5 separate regions of the Homo sapiens genome follow, and all the other regions are linked to region 2. Evidence: chromatin contacts called from ENCODE Hi-C or POLR2A ChIA-PET data. All regions are on one chromosome and are shown on one strand. The core of a region is the stretch at or near the end of the contact, and the rest is flanking DNA. Distances in the headings are between cores, read along the strand shown.

Evidence for each region. Hi-C counts contacts between places; a loop is a spot of excess contacts on that map. ChIA-PET counts read pairs that join two places held with the same protein, here RNA polymerase II (POLR2A). Pooled maps may share reads with other maps.
Region 1: a pooled map shows a loop between it and region 2 (12-fold over the local background). The contact joins the promoter of INTS15 here to the promoter of DAGLB in region 2. A Hi-C loop is called at or near these places in 10 of 50 pooled maps. POLR2A ChIA-PET finds 5 or more read pairs at or near these places in 9 of 52 experiments (B cell, CD4-positive, alpha-beta T cell, CD8-positive, alpha-beta memory T cell and 6 more).
Region 3: a loop to region 2 is called in a pooled map, with 3 times the contacts of the local background. The contact joins the enhancer-like site here to the promoter of DAGLB in region 2. A Hi-C loop is called at or near these places in 1 of 37 single-sample maps with no recorded cell type and 6 of 50 pooled maps. POLR2A ChIA-PET finds 5 or more read pairs at or near these places in 3 of 52 experiments (BJ, CD8-positive, alpha-beta memory T cell and OCI-LY7).
Region 4: a pooled map shows a loop between it and region 2 (9-fold over the local background). The contact joins the promoter of ZNF316 here to the promoter of DAGLB in region 2. A Hi-C loop is called at or near these places in 7 of 50 pooled maps. POLR2A ChIA-PET finds 5 or more read pairs at or near these places in 5 of 52 experiments (B cell, HCT116, activated CD8-positive, alpha-beta T cell and 2 more).
Region 5: a loop to region 2 is called in a map of CD4-positive, alpha-beta T cell, with 4 times the contacts of the local background. The contact joins the promoter of CYTH3 here to the promoter of DAGLB in region 2. A Hi-C loop is called at or near these places in 7 of 168 maps with a recorded cell type or tissue (CD4-positive, alpha-beta T cell, PC-3, PC-9 and 4 more), 5 of 37 single-sample maps with no recorded cell type and 21 of 50 pooled maps. POLR2A ChIA-PET finds 5 or more read pairs at or near these places in 5 of 52 experiments (A549, AG04449, B cell and 2 more).

What each region holds. Positions count from the first base shown.
Region 1 is chr7:6,588,738-6,591,437 of GRCh38, reverse strand. INTS15 (integrator complex subunit 15) reads right to left here and starts at 1,417. Exons shown (of 6, transcript NM_024067.4): 1 at 963-1,417. The coding sequence starts at 1,154. It overlaps ZDHHC4 (zDHHC palmitoyltransferase 4), which reads right to left. Exons shown (of 8, transcript NM_001134389.2): 8 at 2,064-2,700. The coding sequence ends at 2,528. LOC124901582 (a long non-coding RNA gene) reads left to right here and starts at 1,534. Exons shown (of 2, transcript XR_007060201.1): 1 at 1,534-1,978; 2 at 2,213-2,515. RefSeq lists a silencer at 1,093-1,592 and enhancers at 1,663-1,812, 1,437-2,275.
Region 2 is chr7:6,446,609-6,449,308 of GRCh38, reverse strand. DAGLB (diacylglycerol lipase beta) reads left to right here and starts at 1,355. Exons shown (of 15, transcript NM_139179.4): 1 at 1,355-1,561. The coding sequence starts at 1,467. RefSeq lists an enhancer at 1,098-1,147.
Region 3 is chr7:6,254,868-6,257,567 of GRCh38, reverse strand. All of the region lies in intron 1 of CYTH3 (cytohesin 3), which reads left to right. Among named protein-coding and RNA genes, the nearest start is that of CYTH3, 16 kb to the left of the region's middle. RefSeq lists an enhancer at 883-932. Within about 2 kb of position 1,250, at least 15 of the 41 ENCODE cell types and tissues checked have a DNase peak (open chromatin) inside an H3K27ac peak, as active enhancers do.
Region 4 is chr7:6,636,061-6,638,760 of GRCh38, reverse strand. It overlaps ZNF316 (zinc finger protein 316), which reads right to left and starts at 1,443. Exons shown (of 9, transcript NM_001278559.2): 1 at 1,314-1,443; 2 at 752-915. RefSeq lists an enhancer at 564-613 and silencers at 674-1,103, 1,344-1,763.
Region 5 is chr7:6,271,372-6,274,071 of GRCh38, reverse strand. It overlaps CYTH3 (cytohesin 3), which reads left to right and starts at 1,448. Exons shown (of 13, transcript NM_004227.4): 1 at 1,448-1,598. The coding sequence starts at 1,565. RefSeq lists silencers at 1,221-1,580, 1,901-2,070 and enhancers at 1,389-2,110, 2,111-2,700.

The DNA.
Region 1 (2,700 bases), core at 168-2,667, 140 kb before region 2:
AACAATTAGCCGGCATGGTGGCGCGCACCTGTAATCCCAGCTACTCGGGAGGCTTAGGCAGGAATCTCGCTTGAACCTGGGAGGCGGAGGTTGCAGTGAGCCGAGATCGCACCACTGCACTCCAGCCTGGTGACAGAGTGAGACTCCGTCTCAAAAAAAAAAAAAAAAAGAAAAACAGGAAATAACAGTATTTTCCCGTAGAACTTTTCGCCCTTCGTAAAGTTCCCGTAGAACTTTTCGCCCTTCGTAAAGCTCAGGTCTCAGGGAGATCTTTGCTGTTGATCTTAGAAAAAAGTCATATAGGCCAGGCGTTGTGGCTCACGCCTGTAATTCCAACACTTTGGAGGCCAAGGAGAGAGAATCTTGAGCCCAGGAGTTTGAGACCAGCCTGGGTAACACAGGGAGGCCCCATCTCTACAAAACATTCAAAAATTAGCTGGGCATGGTGGTGCACGCCTGGAGTCCCAGCTACTCAGAAGGATGAGGCGGGAGGATTACTTGAGCCCAGGAGTTCAAGGTTGTAGTGAGCTGTGATTGCACCACTGCACTCCTGCCTGGGCAACGTAGTGAAACCTTGTCTCGAAAAAAAAAAAGGCAGAGAAAGAAAAAAAAAAGAAAAAGATGTAAGAAGAAAGCCATACAGATCATTATACATCCTCCTGGAGGGTTCAGGATGAGCCTTTCGGTAACAGCCCAACAGACCTCTAGGGAGCGGGCAGTCGCCAGTTTGTCCCTTTAACACCAAGACTCGGCTGTCACACGCCCCGCAGACTGGACAGGCAGCTGAGCAACACTGCAGGACCCGGAGAAGGGTTTGGGGGCTGCTGCAGGAGCGAGGCCGAGCGCGAGCGCGGGGATCCTGGACATGGGGCGCCCGCGGCTTGACACAGCCCTGCATCGCTGGGGAAAAGGCCCGCCCGCCCGCCTGCGGGGCCCGGGAACCCGACCGTCTCAGGCCGCACCTTGGGCTGCGCGCTGCGCTCCTTGGGCACCTGGAACACGAACTCCTCCAGCAGCTCCACGGGGCCCTTGTCCACGATGGGCAGCGGCGCGCTCTGCAGCTGGCTGCTGAAGTAGATGTCCAGGTGGTACAACACCTCCTTGGCGGCGCTCAGCGCATCGCGGCGCAGCAGCGAGTGGCGGATGTCGCTCATGGTGCGGCCGCCGCGGCCCCCGCGCCGAGCGCGTCTCACTTCCGCCCGGGGCCCGGGACTGCGCCGCTACCCGTGGAAACAAAGAGGCGCGACCCGGGCCTGGGCTGCGGCACCCGCCCGCTTGCCCGCCTGCCGCCGCCTGCTCCCTGCCTGCTCAGGGGGCCATCGCTGCTGCCGCCGGCCAGCAGGCGCCCGAAGGTCCGACTGCGGCGCCGCCAGGAGCCGCCGGGAGCTGCCGCCGCGCAGCCGAACAGCGGCCGAATGCCGGGCACGGAGACGGCGGCCCGCAGGGGCCAAGCGCAGGCCGCGGCCTAGGCGCGCTCTCCGGAGGGCGCCCCCTGGCGGCGCGAGCGGTGAGGGGCGCGCCGCGGTCCCAGGTGGACCCCGCCCCCGGAGCCCGCCCAACCGCCGGTGCAGGCCCGCTCCGTCCTTGCCCAGGCTCCCTCGCGGGCTGTGCGTCGCGTTCAGAGCTGCCGCTGGTTGATTTCACGGTGCTTTCCACCAGCAAGAATTGGGGGTGGTGCCGGGCTTTGGCTTCGGCCAGCGGACTTGGGTTCCCTGGCCGCCCCAGCTACCCGTCTTCACGTTTCCATCTGTTCTCAGCTGGGGGGTACGGGGGAAGATGGCTGGAAGGCCCCCTGCCCCTGACTCCCACTTCCCAGCCTCTCTGACTGCGGGCTCCTTGGCCTAGCAAGGTGCAGAACACCTGCCACCTGCACCTGAGAGCCCTCCCACTCCAAAGACCTTCCGCACCAAGACCTCGTTTCTGGCAGTCATGTCTCCTCTGAAATAGGTGGCAGTTCACTTTCACAATTTTTAAACTGGTGAGAAAGGACTTGAATGTGGCTAGAGGAGGGCAGGCCGGAGGCCACACATGCAGGAAGGTGCCTGATGTACAAGCCCATACTGGCCGGAAGGCAGGCCTGGGTGAGGACACTCTGTTGTTGAGATGAAAATCCCCTGGGGGAGAGAGGAGAATAGAGGGGGCATAAAAGAGAGCACAGCCAGGCACAACGCGCAGGCGCTGAGTCAATGAGACCCTCCTGCACATCACACAGGTCAGAGACACGGCCGCAAGCCCCTCCTGTCCACATGCCCAGAGTTTAGAGACACCAAGGTCTCAGCATCACCTAGAACCTCTGAGAAGTCATCTCTTGATCCCCTTGACACCAGGACTTCAGAGATGCCCGGTTTCAAAAGAAGACAAGCAAGGGGGATTCCTCAGTCAACACCCATTTTCCCCTCTCTCCCTTGCCCACCGAAAGTGATTTATAAGCACAGCAGAAATCAAAACAAACAAGCCATGCTTGGAAAACGAGGATCCACATGTGTAAATAAACGGGAACTACAGCTCAAAGGCAGTCATACACTTGTCATTCTTGTTTCTTCCTCTCATGACATGGAAAGGCAGGTAGAAAGATCTCTTGAAGGTTGCTCCGAAGCCCATGGGAGTGAATGTTCCGGTGGACTTGGGGCTCTGCTGACGGAGGCCAGGCCACAAGGGGACAACGCTGGCACCAGGCCCAGTCACCTCTGTACCACTCGT
Region 2 (2,700 bases), core at 106-2,605:
GGGCAGTGGGGGTACTGAAAAGCGCTCAGACTCCACCCCGCCAGCTGCAGGGTGGTTTCAGACCCTGAACTCGAGGGGTTCCTAACACGGGCTCCTTACAGCAAGGGGCACAGATGGAAGCAATGTTGTCCCATGCTTGCAAGTCTCACAGAACGGGATATGAGTCCCACACCTGCCATTGACAGCCTGGGTCTCTAGGCTAGCTAATTCCTCCAGGCCTGAAGCGTCCCTCCTTATAAAATGAAAATTTCGGTCAGGTGTAGTGGCTCACGCCTGTAATACCAGCACTTTGGGAGGCTGCGGCGGGAGGATGGTTTGAGGCCAGGAGTTCAAGACCGGCCTGGGCAACAGAGTGAGACTCCGGTCTCTACAAAAAATAGGAAAATTTATGGAGAAACCCCATCTCTACTAAAAATACAAAATTAGCTGGGCATGGTGACACATGCCTGTAATCCCAGCTACTCAGGAGGCTGAGGCAGGAGAATCGCTTGAACCCAGGAGATGGAGGTTGTGGTGAACCAAGATCGCGCCATTGCACTCCAGCCTGGGGCAACAAGAGCAAAACTATGTCTCTAAATAAATAAATAAATAAATAAATAAATAAATAAAAATAAATTAGCCGGGAGTGTGGCACGTGCCTTTGGTCTCAGCTACTCAGGAGGTTGAGGTGGGAGAGTCGCTGGAATCCAGGAATTCAAGGCGGCATTCAGGAGTTCAAGGCTGCAGTGAGTCATGATTGCGCCACTGCACTCCACCCTGAACGACAGAGCCATACGCTGCCTTAAACAAACAGACAAACAGGGCCGGGCGCAGTGGTTCACGCCTGTAATCCTAGCACTTTGAGAGGCCCAGGCGGGCGGATCACTTGAGGTCAGGGGTTCGAGACCAGCCTGGCCAACATGGTGAAACTTCGTCTCTACTAAAAATACAAAAATTAGCCGTGGTGGCGCGCTCCTGTAATCACAGCTACACCGGAGCCTGAGACAGGTGAATCGCTTGAGCCCGGGAGGCGGAGGATGCAGTGAGCCGAGATCACACCCACTGCACTCCAGCCTGGGAACAGAGCGAGACTCCGTCACCAAAAAAAAAAAAAAAAAAAAAAAAAAAAAAAAAAAAAAAAGGAAAAGGAAATATCACCAGAACGGATATCACTGCACTCTTCACGAAAAAGAAAAAGAAAATACCAGAACGGATTTCACCGACCGGCAGACCTGCAATCGACTCAGCCAGCGCCTTCCGGATCAGCGTTTCTGCGCAGGCGCAGACAGCTCCGGCGGAAGAGGCGGTGTAGGGCTCAGTGCGCTTGCGCCGATCTCGGCCTCAGCGTGAGCATGCGCAGGTCCCCGCCCTCGCTGCGTTTGCGCTTGAGCGCCGATAATTTGGTGGCGGCGTCCGGAGGGTGCTGGTTTGTTCTCGGTGAACGGCGCGCGGGGTCTCTCCTGAGTGCGAGCTACGGGACCTTCGCCATGCCGGGGATGGTACTCTTCGGCCGGCGCTGGGCCATCGCCAGCGACGACTTGGTCTTCCCAGGGTTCTTCGAGCTGGTCGTGCGAGTGCTGTGGTAAGGACGGCGGCTACGGGGGCGGTGGAGCCCACCGGAGAGGGAGCGGGGGGCGAGCTGTCCCTTGAGACGGTGACAGAAGTGGCTTCCCAAGCACTGTCGCGGTCCCAGCGCTGGCCACGCATCCTCTTATCGAGTTCTCACCACTGCCCGAAGAGGTGGGCAGTGGTGCTGTGTCCATTTGACGGATGACAAACCGAAGCCCCCAGAGTGTGTGGGCTGACCCCGGGGGACAAACAGGGGGTTTCGAAGTCCGCGCAGCAGGACGCGAGCACCCCTTTGTGTGCAGCGCCGAGACCTGGCCCTGGGGTGCCACGAGGGTGTTACCGCCGGCAAAAGCCTTGGCCTCGAGTTCTCCTTTCTTGAGGCGGGAGCAGCCACTTGTGCCCTTCCTTCCCTTTGTACGGGGCACTTGAATCTGCAACACGAAGGATAGGAAAAAATACCGAGCCGGTTGTGGCTGCATTTCGTGAGAAGCAGACAGGCTCAACATACAACGCTGTTGTCTTTCAAAGTGTGGAATCAGTGGGAAGTGGCATTGGTACCTGAAGTCTGTTCCCAGAGGATCTGTGCAGGGAATGAATCATTGTTATGCAAAAGTAGATTCTTGGCTGGGCGCCATGGCTCACGCCTGTTATCTCAGCACATTGAGAGGCTGAGACGGGAGGATTGCTTGAGGGCAGGAGTTTGAGACCAACCTGGGCAACATAGTGAGACCCCTTTTCTTTTTATTTTTTTGAGACAGGGTCTCACTCTGCTACCCAGGCGGGAGTGCAGTGGTGCGATCACCACTCACTGCAGCCTCAACCTCCTGGGCTCAAGCGATCTTCCCACTTCACTCTTCCAAGTAGCTGGGACCACAGACTCGTGCCACCACGCCCAGCTAACTTTTTCTATTTTTTGTAGAGATGGAGTCTCACCGTGTTGCCCAGGCTAGTGTCCAACTCTTGTGCTCAAGTGATCCTCCTGCCTTGGCCTCCCAAAGTGCTAGGATTACAGACGTGAGCCGCCGTGCCGGGCCTAGATCTTTTATTGTTGGCAATTATATTCCAGGCCAGGTGCAGTGATTCATGCCTGTAATCCCAGCACTTTGGGAGGCCAAGGCAGGAAGATCACTTGAAGCCAGGAGTTCAAGACCA
Region 3 (2,700 bases), core at 1-2,500, 190 kb after region 2:
AAAACAAAATACGTTTTCGTATTCTTAGAAATACATTGTTTCATTTGGCAAATCTTTATGTGTATTTTAACGTGTACATTTAGAAGTATGCAGTAATCAAAGGTGGCATTGGCAATTTAATATTCTGTTAGAAGACAGGACTTCCTTTTAGTTCTTTACAGAGAGGAAATAAAATAATCAAGAATGTCCTTTTCCAAGTTTCAGTAATTAGATTAAAATTTTTTTGAGTTGAGAAAGGATCAGACAAATGAATTCAGTTTTGTTTGTGTTAGAGTATGGGAAAATTGAAGAATTTTAGTGTCTTTTGAATGTTTGGCCTGTTCACATGATGAGGCTGTATTTCCCAGGCGTGGGAAGATGAGTGATTGTAGACTTTGATTCAGTATATGACCACACTTCTGAGAGCATGACACATTTCGAGAATAAATGATGCCTTTCATTGCCTTATGTAAAAAAAAATCTTCACGTTGGATAAGTCTTCTTCTAAAATGTTGCGTTTTCTCGGGAATCACAGGGTGTCTGTTATGGACTATGTTCCTGAAATTTAGTTCAAAGTAGTGGTTAAACTGTATACTAGTCAGATGGTTACTAGGATGTTTCAGTTTTCACAAAAGAAAGTCAAATGCCTTCTTTCCTTCCTTTTTGTGGTCAGACTGGTCTTGAAGTCTGCTAGCTCTTGCTCGCCACACGTTGTCCCGCCAGCTTCACTCTTGATGACAGCTCTCAGAGGGAGCAGAGTCCACATGGATGTGGTGTGTCCTGCCCTCCCTTGGCTCCCCCAGTAGTTGCTCTGCCTGACAAGTGCCCAGTAATTTGGCTGGACATGCAGAACATGACTTTTTAATTTTTTTCATCTGGAAAGAACATAAGCTATTTCCCCTGGGTTCTGCTGCTGTTAGTACTTGGACATTTGTTTTAGGATTTAAGTCTCTATTACCTTCCCACTGCTTCCACCGCTCCCCACTTTTTCCTTCTCAGGAGAGGAGTCTGGGGGCTTCTCTCTTTGCATGTCTTCCTGTCAAGTATTACCTATTATGATTCTGGTGAAGAGCGGACTGTCTTGCATCTAAAGGTAATGAAGACCATCTACTTCAGAAGTCTTGTTAAGTTCTGCGCTAAAACATTTATCTCCCATTTCTGTTATACCTGTAAAGGGGAGCAAAGAATTTGTGTCTTCAGAGAGAAGTCCACTATCCTAGTCCTTTCAGCCCCCTTGAGGTTTGGTGCAGGCCTGCCTGGGAGTTCCACAAATGGGAGTGTGCTCTAGGGCCCCCTGCCTGAACCAGTGGCCAGTGACTCCCTTTGGAGAGAATATCCCGGCAGAAGTTCTCGAGTCTCAGGACTTGCTGTAGGCGGTTTTATCTTGGTTTCAGCCATCACGAAATGTAGTTGATTGGATCAGTGACTGGGAATTTCAAGAACAGATTTTACAGGAGTGCTGTTTCCTTAGAGTTGTAAAGTTATTGACAGGGCCATTTCAACTTTGGTTAAACAGATTAAAGGTTGGCCGGGCGCAATGGCTCATGCCTGTAATCCCAGCACTTTGGGAGGCCGAGGTGGGTGGATCACGAGGTCAGGAGATCGAGACCATCCTGGCTAACACAGTGAAACCCTGTCTCTACTAAAAATACAAAAAATTAGCTGGGCGTAGTGGCGGGCACCTGTAGTCCCAGCTACTCAGGAGGCTGAGGCAGGAGAATCGCGTTAACCTGGAAGGCGGAGCTTGTAGTGAGCAGAGATCGCGCCACTGCACTTCAGCCTGGGTGACAGAGGGAGATTCCATCTCAAAAAAAAAAAAAAAAAAAAAAACAGATTAAAGGTCAAACTTGGGTAGTCACACTAACCTGAGCGTCTCCCCCACATAGGGAGTCTGTAAGTCCTTAATTTCATAAGAGACTTGAAGTAGAAGCTGTTTTCTCCTGATGTCCCCAACATATCCCTCCCTCCCTATCTTGATGAGGTGCTGGACCCCCAGGACTACTGCAGTGCTGTGGTGGGGGCCTTTCTGGTCCTCAGCCCAGCTTCTTCACGGCCGACTCTGTTGGGATGCATCATGCTGGAGATAACTATGTAGCCATTCCTTCCTAAATAGTCTTAGTCCTGTGGGATTGGAGAGGCCCTCTTTTCCCTTGGGGTCTCTAGGAATTAGGATTTCAGAACTTTTCCCTGTTTGCTATATCAGGTCAGCCATTGAGGATATTTCGGGTAATTCCCCTTGTTCAAGGCAGAATATTGTCATCTATAATGTTAATGGTTCTGAGAATTTGTATTCATACTTTCTGTATGCTTACATAAGTTTGTTTAAACATTTGAGCCTGATTGGTGTTGACAAATATTTGGTATTGACATATTTTTAAGTAAATATCTGCAGCTCTGTCATTTCTAGCCTTGTGATTTTGTGTAAGTTACTTAATCTCCCTAAGCTGTTAAAAAACCGAAGTGAAATTATTTATATGAAGAATTTATCAAAAATCTCGACGATTGTAATAGTAGGCATTCAAAACTGTTAGTCATCAGTGTGTTAAGCCTCTGGCCTGCCTGTCTTTACATACTGAGTAGAGTGAGTTGGAAGAATTGTTTTATTTGGGCTGAGGAATAACTGATGATTGGCAATATGATTATTATATCTTTTCTTCCCAACTTTGTATTTTGAAAATGTTCAAATCTACAGAAAAGTTGAAGGAATGGTACGATGAATCC
Region 4 (2,700 bases), core at 194-2,693, 190 kb before region 2:
CCAACGTCATCCCAAACCCTCATTTCTCAAACTCCCCACCTCAGGTGATCCACCCGCCTCGACCTCACAAAGTGCTGGGATTACAGGCGTGAGCCACCTCACCCGGCCCCAAACCCTCATTTCTACTAGGGCCCTGCACTCTAGGATACGGTGCTGCAGCCAACATTTAGAATGGGAGGTGACAAGGTATCTCCCAAGAGGAGAAGGGAGCGAGGCAAGGGCAGGAAGAAGAGGCAAAGCTTGAAAGTTGATAGAAACTCCTCACAAAAGCTCCAAAGCCAGGGAAACCCAACTCAGAGAGCGGGAGATGTGGGGGTGTGCTTGTGTCTAGCCCCCTTCATTCCCTCTGGGTGGCCCCCGCTGCCCTCAGAGCCCTTCGGGTCTTCATGCCCTCCTGAAGGACTTCCTTCCCCGACCACCACAGTCCTCACTGTCTGTCCTCGGATTCTGGATCCCCCTACTTTCCTGGGTTTGCTCCTGGTGCAGGTTATTTCCACGGGGGCCATCTCAGGTTCCCCAGGGTAGCCCCCTCACCACCCCACCCGGCCCCCAGACCTGCCCACACTTGTTGAACCAAACCAAGCACCGAGGTCTCCCCACACAAGCAGAGCTGGGGGCCTGATCCTCCTGGTACCTGCACTTCCTCTTGCCCATCGGGTCCTCGACCAAAGCCCAGCCCCTTTCCTACCTCTGCTGCCACGCGGGACAGCCCAGACCCCATCCAATCCCAGGGATGGGTGTCCCTACCTACCTGCCGGCAGCAGAAGACAGCCGAGCAGCCCACCGGGGCTCCTTCTGCAGATGAGGGAAAGCCCGGATAAGGCCCCCAAGGTCACAAAGCGGGCTCCTGGGGCGACGGGCCGAGCGCCTCCCGCCCCCCAGGGGGCGTCCGGAGCCGCCTCCTCCTGCAGAGACCTAGACGATGACAGCCCCTCCTGGATGGGTGTGTCCTGGGGGCGGCCGCGGCCCAGCCCCTGCCGCTGCGGCCGAGAAGGCGTGGGCGGGCACCCCGAGGTGTCACGCGTGGCCTCCCGGGCCTGCCCCCTCCGCCTCCTGCCCGGACCGGCCCCGGGGGTCGGCAACGCGCAGGCCCGGACGGGGGTCCGGGAGGCGGGGGCGCTGCCGCGGAAGTCCCTACCCGCGTTCCGCTCCGACTCTGCAGGCCCCGGCCCCGCCGCCTCCCCGCGGCCTCCCCGCGCCGGGCGTCGAGGGCCAGCCCGGCCCCGCCGCCGCCGCCGCCCCCGAGCGCAAGCCCGGCCCGCCCGCACCTGCCGCCCGCGCCGCCGCCCACCGGCCCCGCGAGACCCACTCACCGCGCGGGCCGGGCTGGCCGAGCCACGGGCCGGACACCGGGGCCGGGGCCTGCGGGCCGGCGGCGGACCCCGCGCTACACAAAGTGACGGCCCGGGAGCTGCGCGACGGCGGCGCGTGGGCACCGGAAGTACCGCCGGCCGGCCCCGCCCCGCCCGCGCCCGCGGGGGGAGGAACTTCCGGTCACGCGGGGGCAGCGGCGCGGAGCGGGGAAGCGCGGGTTGCGGGGGTTTGCCCAGCTGGGCCTCGGGCCGGGGCGAGGACGGGGCATGCGGGGAGGGGACGGGAGCGCCCTCGACACTCGTGGGGCGCCCACAACCTCGCCCCGCTCCTGGACACCCTGGCCAGGTCTCGGAGGTGACCCCGAGGTCCCGCCGCTGCGACCACCGCCTTCCCCGAACCCCAGCCCGGCCTCGTTCATCGGGGCGCCCGCTGAGGACCAGGCCCCGCGCTGGGCCCCCTCCGCCAGTCCACGGAGCCTGCCCGGGACCCCAGGATGGTGGAGGGAGGAGGCGACCCCTGTGGTGGGGAGGGGGCCAGGTGTCCACGCCTCCACCAGATCCCCGGGCCCGCGCGGGGTGAACGTCTTGTGGGTGGGGAGGGAGGAGGGACGGGCGGGGTGAACGTCTTATGGGTGGACTGTGGCGGTTGAGTGCAGGAGGAGACTGGGGTTGTGGAGCCCGCACTTGGAGGGACATGGGGTCACGGGCAGGGAAGCGATGTCCAGGCAGAGGGCATGGCCAGTGTGGGGGCAGAAGTGACAGGCGACCCCAGGAACCCAGGGAGGGGTCGGTGAGCTCAGCGGCCACCCCCAGACCCCCACCCACAAGCCTGTCTGCACCTGCTCCCAAGAGGTGCAGCTGGGGTGTCAGGATGAGCTCTGGCATTGGTGGAGTCCAGGGTCTGTCTTCCGCCTGGAATGGTGTGGCCTGGGCCCCTTCCCCAGCTCCCAGCCCGCCTGCACCACTGTTCTTGGTGCTTTTCTGTGGGGACCCCAGGCCTGACTGGGCAAGAGATAGAGGAGGACTCGGCCAGGCACGGTGTCTGTAATCCTAGCACTTTGGGAGGTCTTGGCGGGCGGATCACGAGGTCAGGAGTTCGAGACTAGCTTGGCTAACATGGTGGGTGAAACCCCATCTCTACTAAAAATACAAAAATTAGCCGGCCGTGGTAGCGCACCCCTGTAGTCCCAGCTGCTTGGGAGGCTGAGGCAGGAGAATCGTTTGAAGCCGGGAGGCAGAGGGTGCAGTGAGCCGAGATCACACCACTGCACGCCAGCCTGGGCGACAAGGTGAGACTCTGTCTCAAAATAATAATAAGATAGAGGAGGACTCAAACCTTAGTCCCACAGAGGGGTGCAGCCCCAACCCCTTGAATCAGACCCTCACA
Region 5 (2,700 bases), core at 199-2,698, 180 kb after region 2:
TTTGGGAGGCTGAAGTGTGAGGATCACTCGAGACACTGCATGCCAGACTGGGCAATAGAGCGAGACCCTGTCTCAAAAAAAAAGTGTCCCTCGTGGGTTTGGTTGCATGAGAATGCTTGGTGTTCAATTCTTGAGGTTATTAGAAGATTGAACTTTGAAATCATCCCGCAACCTTGAACCAAAAGGTGAAATTGTCCACTTTGATAGATGACAACGGAAGGATCCTTTGGTTCAATGGACAGCTTGTAAATATAAAACAGTTGCTGGAAAATTATATTAGAGATGAGCTATCTCCTCCATTACAATGTTTGCTTTTCTTTAATGCGATTGAGTTCCAACAGAAAGGCTTGGGAGGGGCCACAAGCAATGCTTCAGGAGTTACTGGAAGAGAGATATGGGGAGTGAGAGAGGAGATCCATCGATGTGGAGCAGGGGCCAGGGGAGGCCTTCTGCCCAGGAGGCCTGTGCTGAGGACCCTGGCTGTGCCCAAGGGAAACTGAATTCAGAGCTCCTCCTGCATCATAAATCCAGGACAGCTGGCAGCTCTCCAAGGAAGACTGGCGCTAAACTCCAAGGGCATCAGCCGCCAGATTGGCCAACCCCTACAATGCCCTTTGAGAGCTGAGCCCCAGGTGTGTTGAATCGGGATTCCGTTCCAACCTCATGACCACATTCATTTACAAGCCCTGCATTTTGTTAATTTAAAAATGCACTCACCAGGAGGGAAGGAGGAGAGGCTCCATTAAATATAAGACAGCTGAAAGGCTGGAATTCTTCTGACATGCATGTCTTAGGAAGGAGAAGGCCTGACCTTGTTCTTTTTTTTTTTGAGACAGGGTCTCACTCTGTCACCCAGACTGGAGTGCAGTGGTGCAATAATAACTCACTGCAGCCTCTACCTACTGGGCTCAAGTGACGTGACCTCCCACCTCAGCCTCCCCAGTAGCTGGAACTACAGGCACATGCCACCATGCCTGGGTCGCTATGTTATCGGGGCTGGTCTCCAACTTTTGTTCTCCAGCGATCCTCCCACCTCAGCCTCTCAAAGTATTGGAATACAGGTGTGAGCCACCGAGCCTGGCCAGGCCTGACTTCTGAATGCATTCGTTTCTTGATCTTTTACCCCGAGTGCACGTGCAAGTTGCACCCCTGGCCACTGGGTTTTGCAGAGTGTGGCGTTCCAGTGTCCGGGGCCCCACGCCCGTCCGCAGGCTACTGGAATGCTGAGGGCGAGGAGGCTTCGCTCCACGCACACCGGATCGGCCTGCACTTCAGGGGCCAGGTCTACAGCCTTCCCCAGCGCAGACGCCGCCGGCCCGGCCGGTTCCCGAGGGCGGGGCTGCGCGGCCTCACGCCCCGCCCACCGCGGGCAGAGGCGGGGCATGGGTCACGTGACGGCACGCCGACCAGCGAGGCCCCGCCCGGCGGGAGGAGGCCCGGCCGCGACCCGGGCCGCGCGCTGAGGAGCCGCCCGGTCGCCTGCGCGCTCCCTCCGGCGGCGTCCCCAGCCCGCGGCCCCTCTGCTGCCGGCCCCCGGCTCGCCGGCTGCGGGAGTGGCCTCAAGATGGATGAAGACGGCGGCGGCGAGGGTGGTGGCGGTGAGTGTCGGAGGTGTGGTGGGCTCGCCGGCGGCCTGGGGTCGGGGGCCGGGGGCTGGGGGTCGAGGGCGCGGCGCTGGGCCGGGGTTCGCCGGAGGAGACGGGGTCGGGGGCAGCGGCAGCGGCGTCCGCTGGAGGCCTGAGGCACGCCGGGCCAGGGCCGAGGCTGGGTCTCCGGGGGCCGAGGGAGGGGGCGGGCCGGGGTCGCCGTTCGGCGCTGGCGAGGGTCTGGGTACCAGGCCGGGGCTGCCGCGGGCTGGGGTCGCCCCGGAGTCTCGGGCCGGGGTTTGGGTGTCGCTCCTCTGGGGCGGGGGACCTTGCGGGGCGACCTTCCCCGCATCTTGTCGCCAAGGGCGTTCATGCCCTCCGGAGCCCGGCGTTTCGGACGCCCCCTTTCAGCTCAGGTGGGCGGAAGCGGCTGAGCCGGTGGGAAACCGGGAGGGGAAAGTTTTGCACTGGAGGCTCCTCGAGTGTACAGGACGGGAGGGCAGGGGAAACGGTTGGAAAGCGTGACAGTCTGCTTGGCTTTGGGTCAGAAACGGTCGCTGGATTTGCTCGAACGGGGAGGGGGCCAGCTGGAGTTCAGTTCAGGGTAGACGTTTTAGGAAACGGCAGACGCGACAGATTGAGCAAAAAACTCCGTGGAGCCGAGGGTGGGAGACACGAGCTGCACCCAGCACAGAGGCAAGACCGGAGAGCCAGGTGTGCCCGGAGCCAGGTGTGCTCCCGAGTGGGTCGGGTCGATGCGCGTCGTGGCCCAGGTGGTCTGTGTCTGACGTTCGGTTTCCTCTTGCTGGAGGAATCGTGTTTGTTGGAAATTATTTAGTGGAATACAAATGACTGCTGGGTCATGCTGGGAATTAGATTTTAAAAACAGAGGAACGTGCCTCTGTATGGAGTGGGTGTTCGCTTTGGAAAGCAAAGGGTTAATGCCCGTGTTTTTACAGGAACAGCCGAAGTTGAGGTTCTCTAGACTTTTTTTTTTTTTCCTGAAGATCTCCTTTGAGCTGACAGAGAAATCATCAGAATCATCAGAACCCCATGTAATAAGGGAGCAGTTTAGAGAAATCTTAATTACAGGCTGCCGGTGCAGCTGCCTGTA